Linked DNA regions of Homo sapiens: region 2 is linked to region 1. The links are chromatin contacts, found by Hi-C or POLR2A ChIA-PET in ENCODE. All regions are on one chromosome and are shown on one strand. The core of a region is the stretch at or near the end of the contact, and the rest is flanking DNA. Distances in the headings are between cores, read along the strand shown.

Region 1 (2,775 bases), core at 116-2,615:
CAACAGAAAAAGAAATACTCAGATAATGAATGGAATACCATATAACAGTTAAAAACAGCCACATTATCAACATGGGTGAATCTCAGAAAAATGTTGAACGAGATAAACATATTACAGAAACATAGTATCAGAGTGATACCATTAATATAAAATTTAACACATGCAAAACAATGCTAAATATTGTTTAATCATACAGACACATAATAGCAAATATAGACAAATGCAAGAGAATGACAAAGACCAAATCTAGAATACTGGTTACCCCAGTGGAGGGAGGGAGGGAAGGGAGCAGGATTAGAAAGAGTTCCACTGAGAATTTCAACCATATCTGTACTTTTTATTTCTTAAAAAACATTTGATGCAAACATGTGAAAGCAGTAATAACTGACAAAGCTGGGCAGTGGGTGCACATGCATTTGTTATGTCAATCTTGATACTTCTCCATATGATTCAAATATTCAAGTATTTTCTACTTGCTGCACAATTTACCAAAACTATCACTCTCAAGATATTAATTACGTCTATAGACCACGTGAATCTTTCTCCACTTCTTTATTAACCTATCCTTTATCATTTCAAAGAAAATGAAATAATAAATCCAATTTTGTTTAAAAAGAAGTCCTCTAGGGCTAGGCCCAGTGGCTCACGCCTGTAATCCCAACACTCTGGGAGGCCAAGGCAGGAGGATCACTTGAGCCCCGGAGTTCAAGACCAGCCCTGGGCAACATGGCAAAACGGCATGTCTGCAAAAATTTAAAAAATTAGCTGGGCATGGTGGCGTGCACCTGTCCACGAGGATGAGGTGGGAGGATCATCTGAGCCCAAGGAGGTTGAGGCTGCAGTAAGCCATGATTGTACCACTGCACTCCAGTCTGGACAACAGAGTGAAACCCTGTCTCAAAAAAAACCAACAACAACAACAACAACAAACAACATACTGGTGATTGATACTAAAAGAGGTCAACCAACTTGAGATATTGTTTTTATTACTTGAAGATTTCGTTTAGTTGCACTACAAATAAACTTTTTTTTCTTGAAAATCAACAATAATCAGGGGCTGTCTGTGCTGCAGAGAATTAGAAGTGTTTCTGACAGGCAACACAATATAGTGAATGGTCATTTACCTTTTCTGGGTCACCTTTCAGATATGATGAATGCTACAGACCAGCTCCTCAGAAAAATCCCCACGCTGGTTAAGTGGAGTTGGGATTCCAACCCAGGAAGCCTGATTCCAGAGCCTGGGCAGGTAAGCCCTGTGCTCTGCTGCCTCTCGAAATTCCTTACCACACACAGCCCCTAGGCCCTGGGTGGTCTGACTCATGCCTGCCTCACAAGGCTCCAACCACACTGGCCTCCTTCCCATTTCCCATCTGCAAGTCCTTGCTTTCAGTGTTTCTCAGTCTGAAATGCACTTCCCTTTGCTGACACCTAACTGCCTGTCAGTCACAACCTTCCTCCTCAGAGAAGCCTTCCCAGACCACCCAAACTAGCAGCAATCTGCTGTCCTTCTCTCTCCATTACCTTCCCGCATTATTTTATTCAGAGCATCCAATGCTTTCTCAAATTATTTTACTTTATTATTGGTAGCTCTCCCCCACCACTGGATGAAAGCTCCTTCAGAAACAAACTCTTTTCTCCCCCCAATAAGCCTTTCGCACTCCTAAGAAGCAAACTCTTGCCTGCCTTGTGCATAGTATCTACATAGGTTACATATATGTACTATACATTATAATTCCTCAATAATTGAATATTAAATGATCAAATGGAAGTCATTTCTACCAGCTGTGTCTCACTTTCCACATGTGCCACACAAAGGGGTCAAATTAAAGTCTTTGCCTGGTCTTAACACTATCACAAAGCAGTACAGTAATACAGCAAAGCCATGTCTTAAAACCATCTTCCTTCATAGAAAAGCAGTGGACCTGGATTCATTATGTCAAGATGCCCTCTGCTGGGACACATAAGCATTTCACAAAATATATTTTACAAACATTTCAAGTGTTTTGCCCCTAAGACTTATTTTTAAATTCACCACTCCGGAAATACACAGTGGACAGTAACTGACAGTAATAAAGTTGTTGTTCATTGAATCTGTCTTCCTCTTCTTAAATACAGCATATATTCAAAACATGTAGTATTTTGGCCACTCCTCATCATTAATTTCTTGTCTAGCTTTTCTAAATACCTTCTAAGATCAATATCTAATACCATACCCATTCAGGCATGGTTTATATGAAGTCTTTTCACCATGGTGCTAAATGTTCAATGTAAACAGGAAAGTGAAAGATATAAAATGTAGCCCAGCTTTAAGTCATTTAGTAGCCCAGAAAATTTTAAAACCTTAAATTGGATCCCTCTCCCTCTCCCTCTCCCCTACCCTCTCCCTCCCTTTCCCCCTCCCCCTCCCCCTTTCCCGTCTCCACTGTCTCCCTCTCTTGGGGAGCCTGGACTGTACTGCCAAGATCTCCGCTCCCTGCAACCTCCCTGCCCTGGGCTCCGGTGATTCTCCTGCCTCGGCCTGGCGAGTGCCTGGGATTCCAGGCACACGCCGCCACTCCTGACTGGTTTTCGTATTTTTGGTGGAGACGGGGTTTCGCCGTGTTGACCGGACTGGTCTCCAGCTCCTGGCCTCGGGTGATCTGCCCACCTCGGCCTCCCGAGGTGCTGGGATTGCAGACGGAGTCTCGCTCACTCAATGCTCAATGTTGCCCAGGCTGGAGTACAGTGGCGTGATCTTGGCTCGCTACAACCTCCACCTCCCAGCTGCCTGCCTTG
Region 2 (2,926 bases), core at 270-2,769, 190 kb before region 1:
TATCTGATGTAATGATGTGTTTTCTTAAACTACATTCACATCTTAAAAATGTACATATCAAAATACTGCAATCTGGTTCCAATTACAATGAAGTAAATTGATGTTTAGTTTTGCTAAAGCTTTTACCATTGACCAGAAAAGCTTTGTGAAAGATGTTTGCTGACTGTCAAGTACTTCATGTCTCAGAACAGGTTTTTTAAAAAAATAACAGTTTCACTGAATTATAATTCACAGACATGCAAATCACCCATTTAAAGTGTGTAATTCAGTAGTTTTTAATACATTCAGTTATATGCAGCCATCACCACAGTCAATTTTAGAACATTTTCATCACCTCAAAAATAAATGTGTACCCTTTAACTATTCGCCCTAGGCAACCACGAATCTGCTTTTTGTTTCTGTGGATTTGTCTTTTCTGGACACTTCTTAGAAACGTAATTATATAATATGTGGTCTTTTGTGACTGTTTTTTTTTTCACTTTGCATAATGTTTTCAAGGTTGATCCGTGTTGCATGTATCGGAAGTTCTTATGGCTGAATAATATTTCATTGTGTAGATAAACCACATTATTTGTCAGATAATAGACATTTGGGTTATTGCTGTCTTTTGGCTATTATGAGTGTTATAAATATTTGTGCACAAGTATTTGTGTAGACATGTTTGCATTTCTCTTGGGTATATACCTAGGAGTGAAATTGCTGGATAATATGTTTAACTATTTGAGGACTGATAGACTACTTTGTAAAGTGGCCAACATGAGTAAGTTTTCATCACATTTATAAAATGTTAGTGTACTTACATTAGCTTGCAAAGCATTTAATAAGCAGCAAGAGTTAAACCACGTTGGTCCAAGTGAACTGAAAGCAGACTTCTGTGTTACATGTGTATGAGTTACTGAACATGTTCCATAATACAGGAGTGTGAGCACACTAACAGGTAAGTGCAGGAAAACAAGAAGAAATATTTTCAGAGTATAGTCAAAAGTACACTGAGCATGGGAGAATTGTTTTGACATTTTGCTCAAAACTATTTCTGAAGAAAATTCAACATTTCTTTCACGGAAAGTTTTAGGAACAGGTAAATACAATTATATAAAGTACTGGTAGAATATGTTCGTTCAGATGACCTTGAAGTGTTTTTTCAGACTTATCTGAACTTGAGATCTGAACTGAATTTTTATTAGAAACTGTTAAAGCCTCTGGCATTGAAGGTTAGTTCATAATTGGTGAGTTCTGAATCACTTCATTTCCTGCAGTGGTTCCTGAGAGAATCTTAGTTCAAAGGACTGCCCCCGCCAACCCCTGCCCCGCCAAAAAAAAAAAAAAAAAAAAAACTAACACTAAATAACTAATAGGAGAAAGTTGGCGTGTCAACATAAATATTCAACTGAAAAGCAAAAGGCTAAGCCTGGCACCTAAAACTTGTTTCAACACTTTCCTCTGCTGTAGATTCGATGAGGGAGCAGGGAGTGGATTGTGAAATTTCCTGCCATTTACCTTGCCCCAGGACATGTACTGTTCTGTGGGTATACATATTTGTAGCGTAACAACAATTCACAGTTGAAATTTCAGATGTATGTTAATCATAGCCTGATATTAAACAACATTCATGTTAGCAGTAAATTTAGTCCTCTGTCCCCTCACACCCTTCCCCGCCATTGATTTCTGGTAAGCCAGTTGACTCATTGCTTCTGTTCTTATCCTGTTTTCTCTTTGCCAAGTGTATGTGCAATTTGTTTATTCAGAGTTCAAAATTGGTATAATTGTGGTTTACTCACCCAGTAATTTTTAATTTTGTATTATTTAACCTTACAAGAGAGCTAATTATAGTGAGGAATCGGATTAATTTTGTAAGATGCTTGCCATCAGTATGAAGTTATCAAGTATGAAGTTATCTATTGTTATTGTTATGACATTAAACAGAAAGTAGCAGATGACCAAAGTGATTTTGGCTTCCTGCATGATAGCATCTTTTTTTTTGCATCCCTTCCTGCTCTTCCAGACAGCAGTGACAGAAGCTCTGAGAAACATAAAATGTAGCCAAGGGGATCTGGATTTCCATTTCAAAACAAATTAATTTTAAGGACTGATAGGAGAGTTCATTAAGCCACAGGTAGCTTTTTAAGCACTCTTCTATTTTCCAGTTTTCCTTTTTTTCTCCAAAATATATTTTATCTGTAGTTGGCTTATCACCCTGCACTCCTGGGGGCCCAGGTGCCTTCACTGCGATACAGCTTTAATCTCTCTCTCATCCCACCCTTCTGGACCAGGCATGCTTGATCCCTGCAAATGTGTTTCTCTCTCCAGCTTTCATTTTACTCATTCTTTGACTGCCTTCGTAAATTATTTATATGATGGATTAAGTTGTAGGCTGGGCACGGTGGCTCATGCCTGTAATCCCAGCACTTTGGGAGGACAAGGCAGGCGGATCACCTTAGGTCGGGAGTTCGAGACCAGCCATAACCAACATGGAGAAACCCCATCTTTATTAAAAATACAAAATTAGCCAGGCGTGGTGGCGCATACCTGTAATTCCAGCTACTCGGACAGCTGAGGCAGGAGAATTGCTTGAACCCGGGAGGCGGAGGTTGCAGTGAGCCCAGATTGCACCATTGCACTCCAGCCTGGGCAATAAGAGCAAAACTCCATCTCAAAAAAACAAACAAAAAAAAAAGTTGTGGAGAAGTGAGGTGGAAGACAATTTTCTTATGAAATTGGGCAGTTTACATTTTCACTCTTAGGGTTGCTAGCCAGTGGACTAGATACTTCTACTCTTATTTTGCTGGAGAGAAAAATCAACATTTGGGAAAAGTCTTCCCCTAGAGTTATCTGGGGAGTTAGTAACAGGCAAATAAAATTGACTACAACAGAAGGAATACTTCAAGGACTTTGAGATTAGGCAAGAGATACAAATTTTTTTTTTTTT

The links. A loop is a pair of places that touch in the nucleus more often than their neighbours do. ChIA-PET counts read pairs that join two places held with the same protein, here RNA polymerase II (POLR2A). Pooled maps may share reads with other maps.
Region 2: a loop to region 1 is called in a pooled map, with 6 times the contacts of the local background. The contact joins two enhancer-like sites. A Hi-C loop is called at or near these places in 2 of 50 pooled maps. POLR2A ChIA-PET finds 5 or more read pairs at or near these places in 3 of 52 experiments (GM12878, activated T-cell and activated naive CD4-positive, alpha-beta T cell).

The regions. Positions count from the first base shown.
Region 1 is chr7:129,663,766-129,666,540 of GRCh38, reverse strand. All of the region lies in intron 2 of NRF1 (nuclear respiratory factor 1), which reads right to left. Among named protein-coding and RNA genes, the nearest start is that of NRF1, 53 kb to the right of the region's middle. Within about 2 kb of position 1,365, at least 3 of the 41 ENCODE cell types and tissues checked have a DNase peak (open chromatin) inside an H3K27ac peak, as active enhancers do.
Region 2 is chr7:129,852,469-129,855,394 of GRCh38, reverse strand. The region is part of intron 5 of UBE2H (ubiquitin conjugating enzyme E2 H); the gene reads left to right. Among named protein-coding and RNA genes, the nearest start is that of MIR183, 79 kb to the right of the region's middle. Within about 2 kb of position 1,519, at least 9 of the 41 ENCODE cell types and tissues checked have a DNase peak (open chromatin) inside an H3K27ac peak, as active enhancers do.